Regions from separate parts of the Homo sapiens genome. Here region 2 is linked to region 1. A link is an interaction called in ENCODE POLR2A ChIA-PET data of the cell type or tissue named here. Cell type or tissue: PC-9. All regions are shown on one strand. Each heading gives the region's core, and the rest is flanking DNA. Links, peaks and the distances in the headings are about the cores only. Region 1 overlaps RNF220 (ring finger protein 220). Region 2 overlaps RNF220 (ring finger protein 220).

Evidence for each region. Peaks named below come from ENCODE experiments on the same cell type or tissue, not always from the same donor. Only the 100,000 strongest peaks of a DNase experiment are listed, where the experiment ranks them.
Region 2: POLR2A ChIA-PET joins it to region 1 with 8 read pairs; 3 of 35 experiments call an interaction of 5 or more read pairs at or near these places.

What each region holds. Positions count from the first base shown.
Region 1 is chr1:44,468,269-44,480,485 of GRCh38, reverse strand. All of the region lies in intron 2 of RNF220 (ring finger protein 220), which reads right to left. Among named protein-coding and RNA genes, the nearest start is that of RNF220, 69 kb to the right of the region's middle. In PC-9, for the core only: no CTCF peak of the experiment used is centred there; no DNase peak of the experiment used is centred there.
Region 2 is chr1:44,582,397-44,595,303 of GRCh38, reverse strand. The region is part of intron 2 of RNF220 (ring finger protein 220); the gene reads right to left. Among named protein-coding and RNA genes, the nearest start is that of MIR5584, 43 kb to the right of the region's middle. RefSeq lists a silencer at 1-61. In PC-9, for the core only: no CTCF peak of the experiment used is centred there; a DNase peak (open chromatin) is centred at 7,283.

The sequences.
Region 1 (12,217 bases), core at 2,808-10,807:
CCCTTTTATTTTCTCTCTTTTACACCATTCATTTTCATTTCATCTTTTGCAATCACTTAATTAATTAATTAATTAATTTTTGAGACAGAGTCACTTTGTTGCCCAGGCTGGAGTGTAGTGGCACGATCAGGGCTCACCACAGCCTTTACGTCCCAGGCTCAAGCGTTCCTTCCACCTCAGCCCCCTGAGTAGCTGGGACTACAGGCATGCACCATCACACCTGGCTGATTTTTTTTGTATTATTAGTAGAAATGGCATATCACCATGTTGGCCAGGCTGGTCTCAAACTCCTGGACTCAAGTGATCCACTTGCCTTGGCCTCCCAAAGTGCTGGGAGTAGATGTGAGCCACTGTGCCCTGCCTTTGCAGTCATTTTAAATAGCAAGGTGCTGTTATAACTAGAACAACAAAACACAAAGATATGTGACATTGGCTTTGGGACTAGGCAAGTGGGCAGCAAGGAAGCTGGTATAAAAGCCGGGAATAATAGCAACTTGTATTATTTAGTGGTAAACTTGTGACTAAACTACAATAATTTGGAAGGCAGGAAACGTATCTTATAAACTAGCAAAGGTGAAGGAGGGGATCTTAAGGCAAAACATTGCAAGCATGAGCTGGCTGCTTTTAGCTGTATTTGATGAAGCACTAACAAGAAAGTGATAAACTCAGAAAACTGGCTAGTTTGCAAGCAGGATTCAGTGGGAATATAGAGAACCCAGAATTTGTGGGGTTGAAAAATAAAACTTTCTCATCTCCAATCTCTCTAGTAAGAGATTTTCAAATTAAGATCCATCCTGGGGCTAAAGACCTAATCCAGAGTGCGGCAAGAACGATACTGTTTCCAGGTGAAGTCAAAATCAAGAGTATTAAGCTCTGAAGGAAATCAGATGGCATCTAATAGGCTCTTGCAGCTGAAAATGAAGCTTGTAGAAAACTTAAGAGCAAGGTTCTACAGCAGCCTGACATTCCCAGTACTTAAGTCTCGGTAGATTCTGTCTTGTAAAAATTGTGGGTGTGGCTTGTGGTACATAGAGTTGATGAGTATAAAACACATAAAAATCCACAAAGTTGGCCGAGCGCGGTGGCTCACACCTGTAATCCCAGCACTTTGGGAGGCTGAGGTGGGCGGATCACGAGGTCAGGAGATCGAGACCATCCTGGCTAGCACGGTGAAACCCTGTCTCTACTAAAAATATAAAAAATTAGTTGGGCACTGGTGGCAGGCGCCTGTAGTCCCAGCTACTCGGGAGGCTGAGGCAGGAGAATGGCGTGAACCCGGGAGGCGGAGGTTGCAGTGAGCCGAGAATGCGCCACTGCACCCCAGCCTGGGCGACTGAGTGAGACTCTGTCTAAAAAAAAAAAAAAAAATCCACAAAGTTTGTGAGAGAGCTGTATTGGTGAAAGACTGCCTGCTCCAACGGAAAGAAACAGAGACTATTGAAGATGTAAAAAGATTTCTGGGGCCCCAAATTTCTACAAGTAGGCAGTAGGCTGAAAAAAGCTGCTCACCCACAAAAATTATTTAATATCTTTTTCAGAAGTGTCCATGGGTGATGTCCAAGGATGATAGAAAAGGAAGGTCTTCCAGAGGAGTGCACCAACAGCCACGGGGAACAATGGATGGGAGATCCAGAATCAGAGCCTAATCAGAGAGCATTCTCAACCCCTAGGACCGTGGGACCTGTCAACATTTGCCCAGTAGAATTTCAGAACTGCTATGGACTGGCGATTTCTGATTTCATTTCTCTCTCTCTCTTTTTTTTAGAGACAGAGTCTCGCTCTGTTGCCCAGGCTGGAGTCCAGTGGCATGATCTCACCTTGCTGCAACCTCTGCCTCCCAGGTTCAAGTGATTCTCTTGCCTCAGCCTCCCGAGTAGCTGGGACTACAGGCATGTGCCACCACGCCCAGCTAATTTTTGTATTTTTAGTAGAGACGGGCTTTCACCATGTTGGCCAGGCTGGTCTCGAGCTCCTAGCTTCAGGTGATCCACCCACCTTGGCCTCCCAAAGTGCTAGGATTACAAGCAGAAGCCACCACGCCTGGCAGTTCTTCCCTTTTTTTTTTGAATGGAATAATTTATTGCTGCTATCCTGTATTCTACCACTGTATGTTGAATGGGATTTTTTTAAGTTCTTAGGTCTTCAGATCAAGAGAAACCATATTTAGGCCTGATATACAGATGATAAGATCCTGGATCTTAAGCCAAGTACCATGATTTGAGTAAAAATTGGGGGAGGCTGCATTTGGGAGGCGGAGGCAGGGAGATCACTTGAGGTCAGGAGTTTGAGACCAGACTGGCTAACATGGTGAAACCCCGTCTCTACTAAAAATATAAAAATTAGCCGGGTGTGGTGGTGCATACCTTGTAATCCCAGCTACTTGGGAGGCTGAGACAGGAGAATCGCTTGAACCCAGGAGGCAGAGGCTGCAGTGAGCCGAGATTGTGCCATTGCACTCCAGCCTGGGTGACAGAGCGAGACCCTGTCTCAATAAATAAATGAAATAAAAACTGGGGGAGTCTTGGGATTGTGGGTGAATGTATTTTGCAGGTGGGAGGGATGTGAATATTCACAAAGAAATGTACTGTTGTAGATTAGATTATTGTTCAAAAACATTTACTCCCCAACTACCTCCATGGAGAAGTTTACCTGCTTCTTGACTTTTGACTCAGTTTTGTGATTGTTTTGGCTAATGGCACATTAGCAGATGTGACCCAAGCATGTACTTGTGTGCTTGGTCCTCCTGGAGAGAAGAGCTCTCCCCAGGTAGCTACTGTCTATTCAGCCTAAGCTGCAGAATGAACATCTTTGGATTAGACCTACTACAAGGAGCAGAGGTTCCTGGCCAAGCTGAGCTTAGATCAGATCACCTACAGATGCATGAGAAGTAAGTGCTGTTGTATGCAAAGGAGATTTTTGTGGATGCTTTTTATGTAGCAATAGCTGATTGGTTCTCATTCTTCAAATGCAAACAAGCATTTTTCTGCCTCAGGACCATTAAAATACCTGTTCCTTCTTTTTGAAATGTCCTTGCTCATTGCAGGCCTTAACTTCAGTTCTTAATTTAAATGCATTTCATCAGAGACCACTCTTGATAGATCACCCTATTATTCTAGATAGTTGTGCGATTTATTTCACAGCATTCATCCGCATTTGTAACAATAAATAATTCTATGTTTACTTCTTTTCCCCACTGGACTATAAGCCTTACAAGGGAAGGGACCATGTTCATTTATTCACCAATGCATTCCCAAAGTGTAGGATTAAGACTGGTGGATACTGGACTGCTAGTAAATATTTACTGAATGAAAGAATTTTTTAAGTGAGTGAATGAACTTCATATGCATATGTTAGGAAACACTTTGCATACTCTTTGAGCAGCTTTAGAAAATGTAATTCAATTTCTTTCCATTCCTCTTATTTTTAATAAGAATGATTTTGTTCCCTTCCTAATGAGCTGTGCTTCCCAAGGAATTAGGTTGCTTGCTTGGTAGCTTAACCAACCAATTTGGCCAAAACACATAACTGATGGGCTCTTTGCTTACACTTTCCCTGCTTGCTTCTGGACCAGCATTAGGACTCTGGGTCAAAGATGCAGCTCAGGCCATCTGCTGTTTCTGCTAAGGCCAGAGCAAACTTTTTCATAAAGTTTGATTAGTCTATCCACCCTGAAAACACAAGCACGCTCACAAAAATCCCATACAGACACACAGAGCTTGCCTCAAGGCTGTGACAGAAACCTGAAGCCCAAGGCTATCTCTAGCCTGATGGTTGCAAGCCCACAACCCAGTGACTCTAACATCTGCCTTCCCTAGGCTCTCTCAAGCTTCCTCCCTGTAGTATTTGCTGCCCCAACTACAAGGTCTCAATAACAGTCTTTGCAATATTTCTAGGGCCACAGACCACACACTGTGAGAGAAAGAGGGCCTGGGAAGCCTGGAGATCTTCTCCTAAGGACAGGGTAGAAACAGCAGTCAGGGCATGGATCCCGGTACAACTACCCAGCTAAGCTCATTGTTTCTGGAGGTTTGGCTTTCTGGCTTTTCTAACTCTAAATTTCTTCAAGTCAAGATCTTTGACTTTAATCTCCGTACTTTTCTATTTTCTTTTCCTTCTTCAAGGCATTAAACTTTTATTAAACATTATATATGAGTTACGTGAAAGTTATGAAGCCCAATAAAATGAACATTTGTGAACCACCATCCCACTTAAGAAATAGACCATGACTACTCACAGTTGGCATCTCTTATGTGCTCCTTCTGGACCCCAAGTCCCTACTTCCCCATCCCACCCACAGAACTAGCATCTCAGATTTTTCTCCCCCTCAGGTCCCTATTTTCTTTATAGCTTACCAAATATATATATATGTTCTTAAGCAATATATTGCTTAGTTTTGCTTGTTTTGGAACTTTATAAGCATGTATATCATACTGTATATATTCTTCTGCAACTGATTTTCTTTTTTCTTTTTCTTTCTTTTTTTTTTTGAGATGGAGTCTTGCTCTATTACTAGGCTGGCGATCTTAGCTCACTGCAACCTCTGCCTCCCAGGTTCAACTGATTCTCCTACCTCAGCCTCCTGAGTAGCTGGGACTACAGGTGTGCGCCAACACACCCAGCCAATTTTTGTATTTTTAATAGAGACAGGGTTTCACCATGTTGGCGAGGATGGTCTTGATCTCTTGACCTCATGATCCACCTACCTCGGCCTCCCAAAGTGCTGGGATTACAGGTGTGAGCCACTGCGCCCAGCCTCTGTAGAGATTAATACACTCAATAATGGCACCCAATAGATGATAAATCCTATTACAGAGAAACTCTCTTATTCAATGCATTGGATGATTAATCTGAAAAGTCCTGTATATCATTAAACAGAGATATATACTTACCTTGAACTTTTTTTTTTTTTTTTTTTTTGAGACCGAGTCTCACACTGTTGCCAGGCTGGAGTGCAGTGGCTCGATCTCGGCTCACTGCAACCTCTGCCTCCCAGGTTCAAGTGATTCTCCTGCCTCAGCCTCCTGAGTAGCTGGGATTACAGGCATGCGCCACCATGCCGGCTAATTTTTGTATTTTTAGTAGAGACGGAGTTTCACCATGTTGGCCAGGCTGGTCTTGAACTCCTGACTTTAAGTGATCCGCCCGCCTCGGCCTCCCAAAGTGCTGGGATTACAGGCATGAGCCACCGCGCCCAGCCTGAACATTTTATTTTAACTTAAAAAATATAAATATAGATTCATTCTCCAAGTTTTTGATGTAGGGCCAAAGGTATGTGTCTGCTGACTGGCTTTTCAGATCTTTCCTGCATAAATCACACCCAAAACACATTGTCTACAATTTTAGTTTTTAGTGGAACAAGAACTTAAAGCAATTAGAGTGCAAATTCCTAGACTGTTGTGATTTTTTTTTCCTCAGTCTTACCCACATATCTTTCAACAGCAATTATTTTAGGGATTCGCCATAATTTTCAACTTGGCTTTCATAGAAAAAAAAAATTCTCCAATTGTATATCACTGCGTTTACAAAATACAGTTGTCCCTTCGTATCCATGGCGGATTAGTTCCAGGAGACCCTCCAGACACCAAAACACTTGGATGCTCAATTCCCTTATATAAGGTGGCATAGTATTTTCATATGACCTTCACATATCCTTTTGTATATTTTAAATAATCTCTAGATACTTACAACACCTAACATAATGCAAATGCTATGTAAATAGTTCTTATATTTATATTTATATTTATTTTTGTATTGTTGTTTTTGTTTTTATTTTTTCGGAGACAGGGTCTCGCCTTGTCACCCAGGCTGGAGTGCGATGGTGTGATCATAGCTCACTGCAGCCTGGAACTCCTGGGCTTAAGTGACATTCCTGCCTCAGCTTCCCAAGTAGCTGGGACTACAGGTGCATGCCACCACACACAGCTAATTTTTAAATTTTCTGAAGAGACAGGGTCTTGCTGTGCAGCCCATGCTGGTCTTGAATTCCTGGTCTTAAGCGATTCTCCCTCCTTGGCCTCCCAAAGTGTTGGGATTACAGGTGTGAGCCATACCACTCCCAGCCTATTATTATTATTATTATTATTATTATTATTATTATTATTATTATTTTTGGAGACAGAGTCTCGCTCTGTCACCCAGGCTGGAATGCAATGGCGTGATCTCGGCTTACTGCAACCTCCGCCTGCCGGGTTCAAGCGATTCTCCTGCCTCAGCCTCCCAAGTAGCTGGGATTACAGGCACACACCACTAGGCCCAGCTAATTTTTGTATTTTTAGTAGAGACGGGGTTTCACCATGTTGGCCAGGCTGGTCTTGAACTCCTGACCTCAGGTAATCCACCTGCCTCAGCTTCCCAAAGTGCTGGGATTATAGGCGTGAGCTACCACACCCGGTCTATTATTATTATTTTTTTATTTTTTTTCTTGAATATTTTTGATCCGTGGTTGGTAGAATCTGTGGATGCGGAATCTGTGAATACAGAAGGCCGACTGTACTTAATGAAATTAGGTAATTGCAATAATAACTAGCACTGGTATAAAGAGGCTTAGAAACAAGTACAGCTGAGTTATGGTAAGCACACAAGATAACGCATGGGAATGGCAGTAAGTGGCCATACTGTATACTAGCAAAACCATCAGCCAATAGTATGTCGTGGGCATCAGTTAGAATGTTTTATACAGGATATACAGAGTGTCGGTTAACCAGGCATGTAAGTTAGGTGGAAGTTGGATGAGATAGCTACGATATTATTATTCTCTTTGTTTCTACCATTGACCTAGTTACAGAGCCCAATTATCTTCTCAGCTGACCCCTCTGAAGGAAATTATCTTCAATCAGGCTTGGTTCACTGTTGAGGTTTGCCCCTGGCCAGAAAGGAACAGAGGAACACATAGACTCCCCAAGAAATGAAGCCTAGTAAGTTGGAAGAGATTTTAAACTATTTAGTTTTCAAAGAGTTACTCCTGATTTCTGAGACCCGCCCCGCCCCCCGCCCCCGCCATCCCTGATGAGCTGAGATGGGGAGAAAAGTTCCACCTTTCTACACTGTCCTGTGATGGGGCACCGCATTGTGGAGAGGAAGAAGGTCTGACTTTAATTAGTCAGACCATCACCCTACTAAACTCCACTGAAACCAAAACAAACCAGGCAGTCCCATATGTCATAAGAATTAAAGGCATGGTTCCCACTTCCTAACGATGCTTTTACAGAAACCGTTCCACTGTAAAACTTTATGATTTGAATCTTTATAGCCGCCAGCAGAGCACATGTTCACTGCCTTAAATTATAACTTAATCACAATAGAAGCTGACTTTCCAGCCCTTTGCAGTCAAGACGGGAGAAGGAAGGGGCCTCCAGAACAAACGGCTGCTATTCCTCTGCCCACCTGCCTCCTCCTGCCCTGCCTAGTGTAGTCCCAGGAAAGCAGAGGACGTGGGGAAACACACACCTCACAGCCCAGGAAAACCTCAAAGCCAGAACCTTCCAGTATGGTCTAGAGACATGAATATCATCCTGTCCGGAACGTATGTGACCTAGTTAGGGCAAAGTGAGTGCTGCCGAGAAGCAAAAGGCAAGAAGGATCAGAGGGAGAAAGGCAAGGTGGCAGGGAGCCACAGGCACGCGCACCCATCCCGTCACCCTGCTGGCCCAGCTCACTGCATTCCTTAACTTTGGTTGACATCCTCTATTGTTGCAGACTAGTTTGACAAAAAAAGGAAACAAAAGCAAAATATCCCCACCTCTCCTCAGTTCAACACAGCTAAAACAGAAAGTGTGAGAAGGAGAGTGACAGAAGCTGTTGGACCGGAAGGCTGAGGCCAGATCCTGAAGGGCCTTGTGTGGCACACTCAGAAATGTTTATTTTATCCTGTAGGCAATTGGGAACCATTCAAAATGTTCAGTACTGAAGCAACCTGATGAGATTGCCTTTCAAAAAGACTCTACATTCAAAGAAGATACACAAACGGCCCCAAAATGAAAAGATGCTCAGTATCATTAGTCACTAGGGAAATGCAAATCAAAACCACAATGAGATATTGCTTTACACCCACTAGGATGGCTATTTTTTAAAATCCCAAACAAAACATAACAAAAAAACAAACCAGAAAATAAGTGGCACCCAGGAAAACTGGAACCCTCATGCAAGGCTGATGCAGGAATGGTGTAAATGGTGCAGTGGCTATCGAAAAGAGTTTGGCAGTTCCTCAAAATGTTAAACATACAGTTATCACGTGACCCAGCAATTCCACTCCTAGATATATACCCAAGAGAACTGAAAACATATGTCCACACAAAAACTTGTACAGCAATGTGCACAGCAACATTATTATAATAGCCAAAAGGTGGAAACAAGATCCATTCCATCAACTGATGAATGGCTAAACCAAATATGGTACATCCATACAATGGAATACTATTAAACCATAAAAAGGAATGAAGTATTGAAACATGCTACAATAGTAGTAAAACTTGACAACATTATATTAAGAGAAACAAGCTAGACACAAAAGGCCACAGGTTTTATGATTTTATTTATGTGCAATGTCTAGAATAGGTAAATCCACAGAGATGGTAAGCAGATTAGTGGTTGCCAGGAGATGGAGAAGAGGGGGAATTGAGAAGTACAGGGCTTCTTGTTTTTGTTTTTTGTTCTTTTTTTTTTGAGATGGAGTTTCGTTCTTGTTGCCCAAGCTGGAGTGCAATGGTGCGATCTCGGCTCACCGCAGCCTCTGCCTCCCGGGCTCAAGTGATCCTCCTGCCTCAGGCTCCAAGAAGCTGGGATTACAGGCATGTGCCACCACGCCCAGCCAATTTTTTGTATTTTTAGTAGAAACAGGGTTTCATCATGTTAGCCAGGCTGGTCTCGAATTCCTGACCTCAGGTGATCCGCCCACCTCAGCCTCCCAAAGTGCTAGGATTACAGGCATGAGCCACTGTGCCTGGCCAGTATGAGTCTTCTTTATAGCGTGATGAAAATGTTCCAGAGTTAGAGGGTGGTGATAGTTGAATGACATTGTGATTATACTAAAAACCACTGACTTGTACACTTTATTTTATTTTGAGATGGAGTCTCGCTCTGTCACCCAGGCTGGGAGTGCAGTGGCACGATCTTGGCTCACTACAACCTCTGCCTCCCAGGTTCAAGCGATTCTCCCGCCTCAGCCTCCTGAGTAGCTGGGATTATAGGCACCCAACACCTCGCCCAGCTAATTTTTGTATTTTTAGTAGAGACGGGGTTTCGCCATGTTGGCCAGGCTGGTCTCGAACTCCTGACCTCAGGTGATCCACCAGCCTCGGACTCCCAAAGTGCTAGGATTACAGGCATGAACCACTGCACTCAGCCAATGACTTGTACACTTCAAAATGATTAAAATGGTGAATTTTATCTTTTTTTTTGAGATAGGGTCTCACTCTGTCACACAGGATGGAGTGCAGCAGCGGGTCACTGCTCACTGCAGCCTCGAATGCCTGAGCTCAAGTGATCCCCCTGCCTCAGCCTTAGTGGAGGTGGAGGTCAATGCTGAAGTCCAGTGGGTTGGGAATGAATGGGAGATAAAGAAGCGGAGAAGGTCACCTTCTCAAGTATTCATTGAATGTCTCCTATTTGTCAGGCCACGATAGAGAGGAAATCCTTCCAGCAAGCTTTTGAAATAATAGGAAGGGAAGAAATAGGAAAGTAAATGAGGAGGATGCAGGAAGAGGACGGGAGGGAAATGAGAGAGCCAAAAGGACAGAAGGGTCCAGCTAGAGAGCAAGAAGTTTAAGGTTGATGAGTTCTTAGTGATGAGGTTCACAGTGTGGACATGGGACTGGACAGTGAAGTGGAGTGGTGGTAAAGGTCTATAGAAATTAACAGGCCAAGAAACTACAAATGTGAGGGATCAGATCATTCCATCCAACAAATGAGGAGGAGTGGAGACTGTCAGAGAACAGACAATGACAGAAGCGAGAAGACAGTAGAATAGTGGAACAGCAAGGGTCTCGAAGAAGGGGGAATTGTGTGTATCCATTTTATTTTTCTTTTTTACACATAAATAAACCTGTATATTCCACTACTAGCTACTTAGTAGACACTCCATAAATAAATGTTGCCAACTGACTGATGTGTACTCTCAAAAGCATCTCAAAGCTGGCATGTTCTAAACTGAACTGTGATTCCCTTCCAAACTTAGTTCTCTTCCATTGTTATCTGTCTCATCTATTCCACTGCACATGCCAAAATCTTAGGAAGCATTATTGACATATTTCCTTCCTCTTTGTCACTCTTGAGATGGAATCCATCATCAAGTCTTAACAATTTTACTTCCTAACATCTCTCACTTATGTCCACATTGCTCTACTTCTACCATGGTGGTCTAAGCACCCATCATCTCCTGTCTACTTTATCTGCCTCCTTACTCACCTCTGCACATCTGCTCTTGTTTCCCTGCAATGCATTCTCTACTCTGCAGCCAGAGACATAGTTTCAAATGTGACTCTGATCAGGATGTGTGTCCTTTACGCCTTCATCCCATTCAAACCCTTTAAGGGATTCCCATTGTTCTTAAGAGTAAGAACTCCTTAATGTCAGACTCCTCTGCAGCCTCACCTCGTACTATACTTTCATACTATTTTCAGTCTTTTTCAACCTAGTGCTTGTCACTATCCCTCCTGGTAGGGCCTTTGCACCTGCGATTGCCTCTGCCTACTGTTTTTCCTCTCTGTTGCCTAAACGCCTATTCATCCTAATCAGTTCAACTTTGCAAAAATTTTTGTCTGGGTAATATCATACTCAGGCTCTCATAGCACTGCATAATTCTTCTTCACAGTGCCTGCTACAGTTGCAATGTTACATTTGACTAATGCCTGTTTCCATGAGGACAGGGACTGTGCCTCACACATAGAAGGAACTCAGTAAATATTTAGTGAATGAATGAATGAATGAATAATATACCAATAAACTTGCTCAGTGGTGTTAAGTGGCAGATCTGGGACTGTGTCCCAAGAGGAAATGTATTAGGGGGGAGGTTTGAAAAATGAACTCCAAGATCCCTTCCATTTCTGAGATTTGTGCTTTCTAGGTGAACTTCTATTATTTTCCTTCCCTTCCTTTTCTTAGGCTGGTTTGCCTGGCCTTATCTATACACCTCCACTGGGTACCATAAAGAATTAAAGACCCTACGGATTGGAAGGAATTAGTTCCTTCAGATGTTGGAAACCTTTCCTTTATCAGATGATTCAAAGAGACTCCTTAACAACAACCTTAATAATTGGTTATTTATTCTCTACTTAAACACATCTAATAATAGAGTTCAATTCTTCTCCAAAGGATTCCCTGTGGGTTTTCTTTCCTTTAATAATATATAAATTAGGCATCTTTTTCATATGATTATTGGCCATTTATATTTCTTTCTAAAATGAGTTCTCATATCCTTTACCCTCTTCTGTTAATTTTTTAGACTGATTTATAAACTCTCTGTAGATTAAAGAAATTAGCCCTTTGTCATATTATGTTGTAATATGTTTTCCAGTTTGTTGTTGATCTTCTGATATTGTTTTTGGCATCTAAACAATTCTATTCTTTTTTTTTTGAGACAGAGTCTCGCTCTGTTGCCCAGGCTGGAGTGCAGTGGTGTGATCTTGGCTCACTGCAACCTCCGCCTCCCAGGCTCAAGCAATTCTCGTGCCTCAGCCTCTCAAGTAGCTGGGATCACAGGTGTGCATCACCATGCCCGGCTAATTTTTTTGTATTTTTTTGTAGAGACCGAGTTTCACCATGATGGCCAGGCTGGTCTCAAACTCCTGACTTCAAGCAATCCACCTGCCTCAGCCTCCCACAGTGCTGAAATTATAGGCATGAGCCACTGCGCCTGGCCTAAAGAATTCTATTCTACATGGAACAAAATTTAAAAGATACAAAAGATTATATAATGAAAAATAAATCTTCCTTCACTCTTGTTTTCCAGCTCAATTCCCCTCCCCAAACGCAAGTACTATTAAAGTTTCTTGTATATCTTCCCAGGGCTTGCCTAAGCAATAACTTATATATATAGCTGTTTATCTTCCTACAACACACACAAAAGGCAATAATGCACTCCGCTTCCACGTCTTGCATTTTCACTTACGACACAAGATATATCAGAGACCTTTCCATATCAGTACAGGAAGAGCTGATAGATATTGCCAAATTGCCCTCCATAGAGGTTGAACCAATTTACACTCTCATTAGCAATATATGC
Region 2 (12,907 bases), core at 2,834-10,833, 110 kb before region 1:
TCCAGCACTGGGAGGGGGTGTTAGGCAGGGGCCCCGGAGCCGGCCGAGGTGTTGGGTGCCCTTTGGCCTCCCACCCCTACCTCGGGCCTTCCTTCACTCAGAGCCTTCACCAGGCTTCTCACACTTTCTTTAAGTGTCCATGGAACACTTGGAGGTTAATCTAAAACGCAGATTCTGATTCAGCAGCTCTAGAGTGGATCCTAGATTTTGCATTTCTACCAAGCTCCTAGGTGAGACCAGTGCTGCGGGTCTGTGGATGCTCTTTGAGTGGCAAGGTCCTAACTAAACGGCTCCATAGTGGGGAGGCACTGGCTCTGCTGTCTTCCAAAGCCAATCTTCACCCTCACTCCTATGTCTTTAAATAAAGCCCCGAATCAGAGGCCAAGGGTAGAGCCCCCTCTTTTTTTGGAGATGGGCTTAGCTAGACCAGCATGAGTTGGGCAGTTTCTAGAGAAGCTCTGAACCTAAACCTAACTCCAGTACTTTGAACCAACCCAGCCCTACCTCCTAGCCCAAGTCCTAAACTTCAATCCAATCCAATCCAAATTCCCCAAATTAACCCCAGTTCCCAATGGGCTATTGATTGCTTCAGTCCTGTCCCAAGACCGAATGCCCCCTTAGCCTCTCTGATAACCTTCCTGGTCCTCTGCCATACCTTCTTCTGGATACCAGCCTGAGCCAGGGCGGTGGGGCAATAGGGTCTGGGGACACATGCCTGGATCAGGCTCTTACAGAACTCAGCAAGGGAGCTCAGGCATTGCTCCAGACAAAGGAAAAGAGCAATTTGGCAGTCTAGTTGAGAACAGGCTCTCCCTGCTCTCCCAGACTCTCCCTGCAAGGCCATTTCTGTTGGGGAAAGTTCTGTCTCTGCCTTACCCCGTACGGCTCTGCTCTGCCCGATGGGCTCCACTTCCTGGGACGTGGGGAAGGCTGGGAGGAAGCATGTCCATTAGCCCAGTCCCAAGTGCAGGTGAAGGGGGTAGGATGGAGGGAGTGAAAGGAGGAGGAGGGAATGAAGTAACAAGGAGGGAGGGGGGGAGGCAAAGCGCCCTCCAGGGCTTTTCTTTTCAAATCAAAGTTTCTCTTGGGGGCCTTTCACTTTTCTTTTTCTGTCCACTGCCTGGCCCTTCTGGGTAGTGCAGAAGCGGATTCCTGCAGGGGTGGTAGGTTGTTATTCAAGCTGGACTATAAGAGTTTATCCCTTTTTTTTTTTTCTTTTGAGATGGGGTCTCACTCTGTCACCCAGGCTGGAGTACAGTGGTGCCATCTCAGCTCACTGCAACCTCCGCCTCCCAGGCTCAAGCGATTCTCCTGCCTCAGCCTCCCAAGTAGCTGGGATTACAGGTGCCCACCACCATGCCCGGCTAATTTTTGTATTTTTAGTAGAGTCAGGGTTTCACCATGTTGGCCAGGCTGGTCTTGAACTCCTGACCTCAAATGATCCACCCACGCCTTGGCCTCCCAAAGTGCTGGGATTATAGGCGTGAGCCACCATGCCCGGCCAAGAGTTTATCCCTTTTAAGTCTCATATTTTGTGATTTTTAAGAGTGCAATTATTTTATTTTATATCATTTAAAAATTTTTTTGAGACAGGGTCTCACTCTGTCACCCAGGCTGGTGCAGTGGCGATCCTAGCTCACTGAACCCTCGAACTCTTGAGCTCAGATGATCATCTTACCTCAGCCTCCTGAGGAGCTGGGATACAGGCCTGTGCCACCATGCCCAGGTAGTTTTTATTTTTTGTAGAAACAGGCTCTCACTATGTTGCCCAGGCTGGTCTTCAACTCTTGGGCTCAAGCGATCCTCTTGCCTTGGCCTCCCAAAATGCTGGGATTACAGACATGAGGCACCACCCTGGCCTGTTATTATTATTGATATCTTGTGATATTTAGCACTTTAGATATGAAAAATTTCTTTAGATAGGGAAAGGTAAAAGTTGCCTGAGGTCATGTTGGTCGAAAGCTTAAAAATGAAACTTTGGGCTCCTAATAGTCCGATGCTGTGTTCTGACTCCTACACTGAAAACATCTGGTCAAAGAAATCCTTATCAGGACTGTGATAGGACAGTGGGTCTCATCTCTTGCTGCCCTCTGCGGGTCTAGGGCATGGGATGGAACAGGGAAAAGGGCTTTGCCAAACAAACTGGTGGGTCCCTGTGGGCTGGCTCAGGCTTGGGCCTGTGTTGGGAGAGAAGATTGGGTATGGTCTGCTCCTGGATCTGTTCTGTGTCTGCCTGCTGGGCTTCTGTGACCAAAAGAGAGAGCTGTAGAGACACCATGGCAGCTCTGGGCCCATCCCCCCCATCAAAAACTCCTTCCTCTCTCCTCAAGCTTATATCCTCATTTCTCTCCACATGGCATCCCCCTCTACTCCCACTCCCTGCGTCCTATCCTGGTGGCTCCATTGTAGGCAGAATGCGAGGGCCAGGGCTGGGCTGTCATAGGGAACAGGAGTTAGGCAAAGAGCTGGGAGGGCAGAACATGAGCTTTGGCCTCGGGGAGACCTGGTCTTGAAAGCACCTGGAAGCATGGCTAGCCATGTGTCTTTGGGCAACTGCTGTAACCCATCCGAGTCTTCTTTTCCCCACCTAGAGACTGAGGATGATAATACTCACCCCCACCTTGCTTTAACAAATGAATGAGAGGAGCGTGTACCACCTGAAGCACAGGGACTTGCAGAGTGGCTCTCAGCATGCCTTCCTGCCCCAAGCGGGGAATCACAGAGCAGGTATGGGCCTGGGAGTGCAGAGGGCGGGGGCTGCCAACCTGGGAGCCCACAGGCTCTCGAGTTCCTCCTCCCAGGAAGGCCTGGCCCTTCCCCAGGCACAGTGGTCAGTGGCCAACAGGACAACACAGGGCTGTGTCATGAGGAAGGCAGCTGCGTAGGGGGCTGGGCTGGATGTTGTGTGCAATAAGGGCCTGAGACAGAGGGGCAGCTGGGAGGCCTGGCCAGGCACAGCCTGTTACCAGCTGCGCAATGGGCCTCTCTGCCCTGCCACCACCAGCTCCCCCTAGCTGAAAAGTGCCAGTCCCAGGCTCCCTTGCTCTCCTAGCTCTTGGTTCTAAGCACAGAGTGGTGCTGCGGGAAGGAATTCGGGGAAGTATACCACGACTGAGGCTGGGTTGGCTTGAGGCAGAGCCTTCCCTCGCCCTCTCTCTCTCTGTCTGTTGGTCTGTTTCTCCCTTCCTTCTTCTCTCATTCCTTTCATTTTTATCATGTCCTTTTCCAAACTTAGTCCTGGAACACCCTCAAAGATTGTGGGCCAGTCCTCTGGGGGTGTGGAGTAAGGAGTGAGGCCCAGGCTCAGAAGCTCACAGGATGGGGGACGGCTTGAGCACCTAAGATACCACTGTGAGGATGAAGTGAGGAGTAAGGAGGAGGAGGAGGAGGTCAGGGCTCGGAGGTGGAGAGGGCTTCCTGGAGGAGAGAAGTCTGGAGTGTCAGATGGCAAGAGAAGGAAGAGTGGAGTGAAAATTAAGACAAAGGCCCAGAGGCAGCCCAGCAGGACTAGTATGGCTGGAGGAGGAGGAGGACAGAGGAGTGAGAGGGTCCAGGCTCTAAAGGTGAGTGGGGCCTCCCATGGGCCTTCTTTCTGCGGGCATTTCAGAGCCGGGAGGACTTATAGACCATGTTGTTGCCCCCTCAATATTTAGACAGGAAATTGTGGCTTGTGACTAGAATATTCCTTTGCAGAAGTTCACGCTCTGGCCATGCCTCTAACCACACCCTAATAAGCCAGGGACTGGCCCAGCACAAGGCAGTTGGATCCTTAGACATGGCGGACGTAGCTGGAATTACTGACCTCACTTAGTAAGAATAAAACCAAGACTCAGAGAAGTCAAGCAAGATACCTAAGTCCCACTGCAAGTGCATAATGGCTCTGGGACTTGAAAGGACTTAGATTCCTTAGCAAGGCCTGCAAGGGCATTGCGCATGGACGATAGGTGACCTGCCAGCCTCCTCTCTTGCTGCCTCTCACCTTGCACACCATTGTCTTGGTCCCACTGAATTCTTTTGGTTTCTCAAATGGGTCTTTAAACATGTTGTTCCTGGCTGGGTGCAGTGGCTCATGCCTGTAATCCCAGCATTTTGGGAGGCGGAGGTGGACAGATCATCTGAGGTCAGGAGTTCGAGACCTGCCTGGCCAACATGGTGAAACCTTGTCTCTACCAAAAATATAAAAATGGCGTGGTGGGTGCCTGTAATCCCAGTTACTCGGGAGGCTGAGGCAGGAGAATCGCTTGAACCTAGGAGGCGGAGGTTGCAGTGAGCTGAGATCATGCCACTGCACTCCAGCCTGGGTGATAAGAGCGAAACTCCATCTCAAAGAAAAACCAAACAGCAAAAAACAAAACAAAACAAAAACCATGCTGTTCCCTCTGCCTGGAAAACTATCTTCCAGGGCTCAGCTTCAAGGTTAACTCTTCTAGGAGGCAGTACTATCAGAAGCATCTGGCTAGATTGTGTGTCCTCTAGCCCCCAAGACTTCCCTAATTGTGATTACACTTTTACTTGTCTATTTCTTTAACAGGGCCTGGCACAGTGAGTGACATCAAATGAATGAATTAGTGGAAGGTGAATGAATCCTCCCTGGCCCCCCCGCTTCCTATTCATCATCTCTGGTATCAGCGGCATCCACTCCCCATGGCCTCCTGAGTAATAGCACTGGGCATGGAGCTGGACTGAAAGAACAGAGCCTGCCAGGGGCAAACATTCTGGGGAGCGGGGAACCGGACACAGCAGAGAATCACCCAAGTTTAGTTCAATGCAAGACCTAGCCTAAAGCAGGATGTATTCAGGGCCCTACATATAAAGCCACTGTTGAGCCATGAGAGCTCTGAGGAAGCATGGGGCTCCTGCAGGCTGGGAAAGTACCACTGAGAGGAAGCCCCGTGAAGGATGGAGAATACTGAGATCATGGAGAGCACAGGACCACAAGCTTGGGAGCAGGGGGACACAGTAGTAGCAAAGTTGGATGGAGGAAGGATTTCAGCCCCTCCCCGGACTTTCCTTGCCCAGCAGGGCTTGGGCTGCCCAGCTCACCAAAGGGCCTCATATGAGTGATTGCCTGGAAGGCTGGTCCTTCTAACATGCTGAGTGGATGAGCTGGGATGTCCTAAACCACACCTGTGAATCCTGGTACCAGCCTGCTCCTTGGCTCAGGGATCATCACAGAAAACGCATGCTCTGAAGACCATACCTGGGCCAGCATCCGCACTGCCACAGAACCACACACATCAGCCCCACTGTGCCCTGTCCATCCCCATATCTGGCTTTGCCTTGGGCCCATGACCTTCACCCATTTTTCCTGTAGCGTTTTGCATCTTAATTTGCACCAGGGTCCAGAGCCTGCTCACCTCCCGTGCAGCCTTAACTTAAACCAGCTGATTGTGTGCACCCCTTCTCCCTGCCTCATACCCCCAGACCACGAGCACCTTGAGTCAAGGAATCATCATATTCTTTGTAGTCCCAGCTTAGGTGTTGTTTATAAACATATATTAAATTAACTATTGGTAGAGACAGAAATATAAGACACAAGGGATGAGGATTTTGCCTCCTTAAGCCAGTTTTTCCATGTAAAATGGAGACAGTAATTCCTATGACCTGGGAATCCTGTGAAACCTAAGTGAGGTCAAGACTGTTATGACTCCACCTTTAGGAGGTGGATATTCCTTTTTTTTTTTTTTTTTGAGATGCAGTCTCGCTCTGTCACCCAGGCTGGAGTGCAGTGGCATGATCTCAGCTCACTGCAAGCTCCTCCTCCTGGGTTCACGCCATTCTCCCGCCTCAGCCTCCCGAGTAGCTGGGACTACAGGCGCCCGTCACCACGCTTGGCTAATTTTTCGTATTTTTAGTAGAGACGGGGTTTCACCATGTTAGCCAGGATGGTCTCGATCTCCTGACCTCATGATCCGCCCACCTCGGCCTCCCAAAGTGCTGGGATTACAGGCGTGAGCCACCACGCCCGGCCAGGAGGTGGATATTCTTGTTATACCTATTTCACAGATAAGAACACTGGGGCTCAGGGAAACATGGTGACTTGCCGAAGGTCACACAGCTGGGAAATGGAGGGTTGGGATTCAAATGAATGCTTCTGGCACTGTCTCACTGTATAGCTTCCTGGGGAAAGTGAAGTTTGGTGGGAGGTGTAAGTCATGTCTAGAAGACAGATATGGCTTTTCATCTGACCAGTGGGTTTAAAGTTCAACCTGCAGCACACAGCTGAGCAGGCAAGTCAGAAAGGAGAAATAGTGGGAAGGGGCATGCCCTGGAGCCAGGGGGCCCCTCAGAGAGAAGACACAGCCTTGTCCTGGGAAGCCTGATAAATTCTAGGAGAGGAGGCAGGCCTCAGGCACATGACAGGCAGGGTGAGGGTTGGTGGAGAAGTACTTCATGGCAGGAGAGGCCTGAGATGGCAGAGTCTGAAGGTGGGAGAGCCACTAGAAACTGATGGCAGGAAGAAGTCCACCCCAGCCTCGGTAGTCATGACCTGAACCCCAGGTAGGGTTGGGGTTTGGTCACCTGCCACCCTCCTCACACCTGTGCTGGGGCCCTGCTCATAGCCAGCCCTAAGCTCCAGCCACCTCTGCCCCCTGGCCCAGCAGTCGGCCCAGCTGGCTCACCTTCTCAATCAATACTGTGCTCTTAATGGGCCCAGCTACCAGCACCAACCAGGGGCATTAAATGTTAATTATATCTATTTGGATTTGAAAAATTTTATTACTCGAGTTAATTATGGTTGGAGTCATAAAAAGGTTTCAGAGTGAAAGGACTGCCTTATTGGGGCCACTTTCCCCAAGACAGATTGGAAAGGCAAAGAAGAAATAAAATCATCTGGCTTAGAGGGCGGCTACTCCACATCCACCAGGCTGAGCGTGCTGGGCTAAGGACTCTGAAGCCTCCAAGGGAAAGGCCTGAAGAGCAGCTCGCCTACTGGCCGTGCTGGTGCCCGGGATGCAGGACAGGCCTGTCTTGGCAGGGCAGGTCTGCCGCTTGGCAGCCCCAGCAGGAGAGATGCGGTCAAGTAGAGAAGGGCTCCCTGCCAGCGAGCCTCCATGGGAGCTGCCGTCCTGCTGAGAACAGCCCGGCTCCCAGAGATCAGGATTGCAGGATATGCCCAGGGCTCCTCTTCAAGTGGTCCAAATACTGGGACCTTCTCTTGCCCAGCTCTACCCAGCCCTGCCTGATTGCTTCCTGCCAGCGCCGCTTATGATTCATGGGCCTGACCTTGGGCTATAAGGTGTTCACTCTAGCGGGTACAGAGGCAGGATTTATGGCCTCGGGGTCAGCTGTAGGCAATGACACAGGCAATAGCTGACTCACAAGGGTGCCCCATCCCCAGCCCACACATAACTCTCCCTTGCACACACAGGTACACACACACATCTGGACATAGCCGCAAATGCACATTCATGCCAGGAGCTATCTCACGCACGCATCTGGTAATGGGAGTTCATTTGTGGAGCAAGCACTGTGTCTAAGGTGCTTTACAAGCATTTGTCTAATCCTTAACACTGCCCCTGTAAGGCCGGTCCAAGCCAGAGCTACTCATTTTACAGAAGAGGAAACAAAGGCTCAAGCAGGTTAAGTTATCGGAACACATGTGCCCTAGAAGAGAACCAGCCCTACAGAGAACCCTGATGCCTGTCTGTTGGCCAGGGAAACTAATACCACCAGAGAGCTAGACTACAGCAGCCTGCGGGGCAAGAGAGACCATTCCACCCCCTCCCTCTTCCCTGTCAAAGGAGCCGAGGCCAGCACAGAGGGGGCGGGAATGTTCCCCATCTCTTTCCACCCCCTCCTTGCCACAAGGTGATGAAGAGAAGGGGAAAAATGCCTTAAAGAAGATACAACAGTGGCCGGGCGTGGTGGCTCATGCCTGTAATCCCAGCAATTTGGGAGGCTGAGGTGGGCAGATCACCTGAGGTCAGGAGTTTGAGACCAGCCTGGCCAACATGGTGAAACCTGTCTTCACTAAAAATATAAAAATTAGCCAGGCGTGGTGGCGGGTGCCTGTAATCCCAGCTAGTAGGGAGGCTGAGGCAGGAGAATGACTTGAACCTGGGAGGCAGAGGTTGCCGTGAGCCGAGATTGTGCCACTGCACTCTAGCTTGGGTGACAGAACAAGACTCCGTCTCAAAAAAAAAAAAAAAAAAAAGGAAGAAGAAGAGAAGAAGATACAATAGTGGAATTTCAAACTGCACCAACTTTAAAAAAAACAGAAGGAACTGGGAATTAGGGGGAATTTGCCCATGTTGTTAAGGGATCAACTGCCCATCCAAGGGCAGTTGAGGTGTCTCCGGTAGAGACTGGAGGGGGACAATATTTCATATATAAACTTTTAATTATCATTGTTATGATGCGGTTACTGAGAACCCCATGTAAAAGGAGTTAGCCACTTCTCTCTTCAGCTTAATATCCATTGCCTCCACTTGATTTTCCATCTTCCCTCAATTTTCAGAACTTTTGTCTTTTCTCCAAAACCAGTGCCTACTGTCCCTTAGAGCCACTTCTCTCCATCCTCAGCAGGGACCTTGCCCTTGCGATATTCCTCTCGCTCTTGCATTTTTGCCACGAGAGCGGTCCTTTCTCCTCTGTCTTCTACGTTGTGTGTAACTGTCTCCTAAAAGGGCCAACCCTTCCCTGGACCTTGCCGCTTCCTCTATCTCCTTCCTTTCTTCTGTCTTCTAGTCTGCCTCCTGGAACAAGGACCTGTGCCTGTCGCCTCATTTCCTTCCCCACCGTCTGGGATGGAGCTCTTATCGCTGTCCTGGTGTCATCCGCAGCAGCTCCCTGGGTCCCTGGAGCTGTGACCCCCTCCTCAGGCATCTGGGGCTCTTCCTCAGCGCTCCTGTCCTCCTTTCCACACCACCCTCTATCCTTACCTTGTCCCTCATGCCTCTTCCACTGACCTGATCCGGGGACCTTGTCACTGCTGTGCCCTTTGCTCTTAGAGAATTTATCTTTTTACCCTCTTGAACGTCAACTTTCCAGGACTCCCAAACCTGCCTCCAATTTGATGTCTCTCCTGAATGCCCACACCGAATTGTCAACTGCCCAAAGGACATGTCCATTTGGACTCTCCATTGTCACCTCCAGTGAAACATGTTAAGTCAGAAATAATTATCTTCTCTTCAAAACAGCTCCCTTTCCACCACCTCATTTCTTCCCATTAAATAACTACCTAGACTCCCCAAACACAGAACTACTGATTAAATTATTACATTAAACAAATGTTTTCCAGGTAACTACCCTATGCAAAGCCCAAATAGCACAGGGCAATGGGGGTGGAGGTGGGAGGCAGGAAGAACAGGGAGGCAGCCTGATGACAACAGAGAGTGAAGGTTTTGGAGTCAGGTAGATTCGGGTCTACAGCCTGGTCTGCTGCTTGCCAGGGTATAATGTTAGGCAAATTACCTAAACCAAACATAGCCAGAGCACCTGCTGTGCACCATGCTCTGACCTAAAGGTCAGACAATCTCACAACAATCTTCCCAACGGTGCTATGATTATCCCATTTTAGAGATGAGAAAAAGAGAGAGGTTAAGGAACTTGCCCAAGGTCACACAGCAGAGCCAAGGTATGAACCTAGGTGGAGGCTGTGCTTATGGTCACTGTGCTATATTTAACTTCTCGTGGTCTCTGCTTTGTTCTGTTTTGCTCACTCTTGTGTCACCAGCCCCTAGGATCCCACTAAATATCTGCTGAGTAAGAGATGACAAACAAATGACTGAAATGCATCTATTGGATTTGATAGTTTGAAGTTGTTGCTGACCTTGGCAAAAGCAGGGTCAAGGGAGAGGTAGGGACTTAGGTAGAACAGCCATGGTTAACGGAGTGAATGGGAGGGAAGCAGTGCAGACAGATGTCAGGCATGACACTGTTCCAGAAGTTGGAGGGAGGAGAGAGAGGGATTGCCGTTGTCTTAGGAAGCACAGGGTCTGGATTTTCTTTTTGGTGTATGAAAGAGAGTTGGAGCTCCAGGACAGAGGATCACTGCTGGAGCCAGGCTTCAGACGGACATGAGGAAATGGGATCCCAAGTGCTAGCAGAGGGAACAGTTCCTGCTAGTGAGGGACATTAGTCTACTGGAGAGATAGATGGGTTAAACAGACCTGGGGACGAGAGGCACTAGAGGAAACCCACGGGGCCTGGGGAGTCAGGAGACGGGAGATGACATCTTAATACCATCTTTGTCAGGAGAGCCAGGTGACCTGGTGGGTAGACATTTGGGCTTCTCTCCTCTGCCTTTCCCTAGGATGCATGGTGACAGCTCAGGCAACTGGATTAGAAATGCTACTTCTGGGCTGGGCGTGGTGGCTCACGCCTGTAATCCCAGCACTTTGGGAGGCGGAAGTGGGCAGATCACTTGAGGTCAGGAGTTCGAGACCAGCCTGGCCAACATGGTGAAACCCCGTCTCTACTAAAAATACAAAAAGTAGCCAGGCGTGGCGGCAGGCACCTGCAATCCCAGCTATTTGGGAGGCTGAGGCAGGAGAATCACTTGAACCTGGGAGGCAGAGGTTGCAGCGAGCTGAGATGGCGCCACTGCACTCCAGCCTAGGCGACAGAGTGAGACTCAGTCTCAAAAGAAAAAAGCAAACAAACAAACAAAAAACAAAAAGAAATGTTACTTCTGGCTGTGCCAAGACAAGCTTGGGGAGCAATTCTTGGGCTACATATACCTGAGCCCCACGTTCCAGTACCTGCAACTACTGAGGGACAGCCAGCTAGGGTTTCCCCACCATCCTGACAACCTTCAGGGGAGCCAACTCCTATTTCCAGAGCTGGAGCCAGCTAGGCTTTCCTGAGTGCAGCAATAAAAGGGGAAAATCAACATCCCAATGATCTTGTTTATGGTGCTAAGTAAGCTGCACAGCTTAATCCCTACGAGGTTAATGAATTTACGACTTGCTTTGGAATTTGACAAGGGCTATAAAAGAGGAATGAACCACGCTCTGGACAGCTCCTTCCTAGCGGCTGCTAGGGTTGGACTAGCTTGACCCGCCCTGATGAAGGAGGGGTGAAGACGTAAGTGGTGGGTTCATGGCCAATTGTCTGGGTTCTGAATTGAGTGGACCAAAGGAGGGACAATCTAAGGGCCAAAGGACATTTCCTGTAACCCTCTGGCTAGGTCAGGGTGAGCAGCCTGGGCTGCTCGAGCTGGAGTTCCCAGGTCTTCAGGTGACCTTGGTGTCTTGGGCAAGTCATTTAACCTCTCTGAGCCTCTGTTTCCTCATCTGGAAGAGACACGATGCTATGTACCTCATGTTGTAGCTGTGAGAATGATGTGAGAGAATGCATGTAAAGGAACTAGCATTGGATTTGTATATAGTAAGTCCTCAAAAAATGTTAGTGGTGGTAATTATCATTTCATTCTGTCTTAAATCATAATTTGCTGTCTACTTGTCTATGCCCCCACCATTTATCCATCCATTCAGAAATTCAATAAATCTTTACTGAGAAATTAGACTGCGTGCCAGGCCCTGTGTCAGATACAATTTGGAATGAGAGGCACATACCTTAAAACACATTAAAAAGAAAGGAGATTGGTGCTGGGAAGGAAGGACGTACAGGTTACCCTGAATGCACAAAGAAAGAAGTGGCTGAACCTGCCTCTCTAGTCTAAGCCAGTTTTGAATAATGCCTTCTACTGATAGAGCACTTAGCACATCACAGAAGTGATGTTCTTTGATTCTTTTGATTCTCGAAATAATCCAGTAATGACCACATTTTCTAAATCAAAAATTAGAATCCAGTGTGACTACATGGTATGGCAATAGGTCAAAACATTTGGAATAGGGACAGGTTAGAAAAGCTGGGACATGCTGAACTTCATAAACAGAGAGGGCACAGATTTCTAGTATCTGTTTGAACAGCTATGAAAATGAAGCTAAAATTGTCAGTGGGAGAAGTGAGGCTTCATCCCATTCATTCACTGATTACTTTGCGAGAAGCCAAGGGCAAGGACTGTGCTGCTTACTTCTGGGTACACGGAGCCTAGAATAGAACCTGCAGAGATTAGAGCCTCAATAAATGTTTCTCACATGAATAATGAATCTTTGTATAAGTATATATATATATATATCTGCTTCTGGAAGCAAAATTCAAAAGAGAAACTGATATTCATCATTTTCTCTTTTTCCCCTCTCATATTGTCTTGAAAGCGCTCTGGCTGGGATTGACAAGCGTTCCCTTTTTGCCAGTTCTGATGGTTAAGTCTCAGTAATCCTCACCGGACTCCACGGACAGTGACTTGAGCTCAGTAGATCACTCCCTTCTTCTTCTTCTTTTTTGGAAATGGAGTTTTGCTCTTGTTGCCCAGGCTGGAGGGCAATGGCGTGATCTCGACTCACTGCAACCTCCACCTCCCGGGTTCAAGCGATTCTCCTGTCTCAGCCTCCTGAATAGCTGGGATTACAGGCTAATTTTTGGTATTTTTAGTAGAGATGGGGTTTCACTATGTTGGCCAGGCTGATCTCGAACTCCTGACCTCAGGTGATCCACCCGCCTCGGCCTCCCAAAGTGCCTTTTTTTTTTTTTTTTTGAGATGTAGTCTCACTATGTTGGCCAGGCTGGAGTGCAGTAACGCGATCTTTGCTCACTGCAACCTCCGCCTTCCGGATTCAATCAATTCTCCTGCCTCAGCCTCCTGAGTAGCTGGGATTAGAGGCGCCTGCCACCACGCCCAGCTAATTTTTGTATTTTTAGTAGAGATGGGGTTTCACCATATTGGCCAGGCTGGTCTCAAACTCCTAACCTCAAGTGATCCACCTGCCTCGGCCTCCCAACGTGCTGGGATTACAGGCGTGAGCCACCGCGCCCGGCACCACTCGCTTCTTCTTGAATTTTTTACTTGGCTTTGGGTACCTCAGTCCCCTGTTTCTTCCTGCATCACTGGGCACCC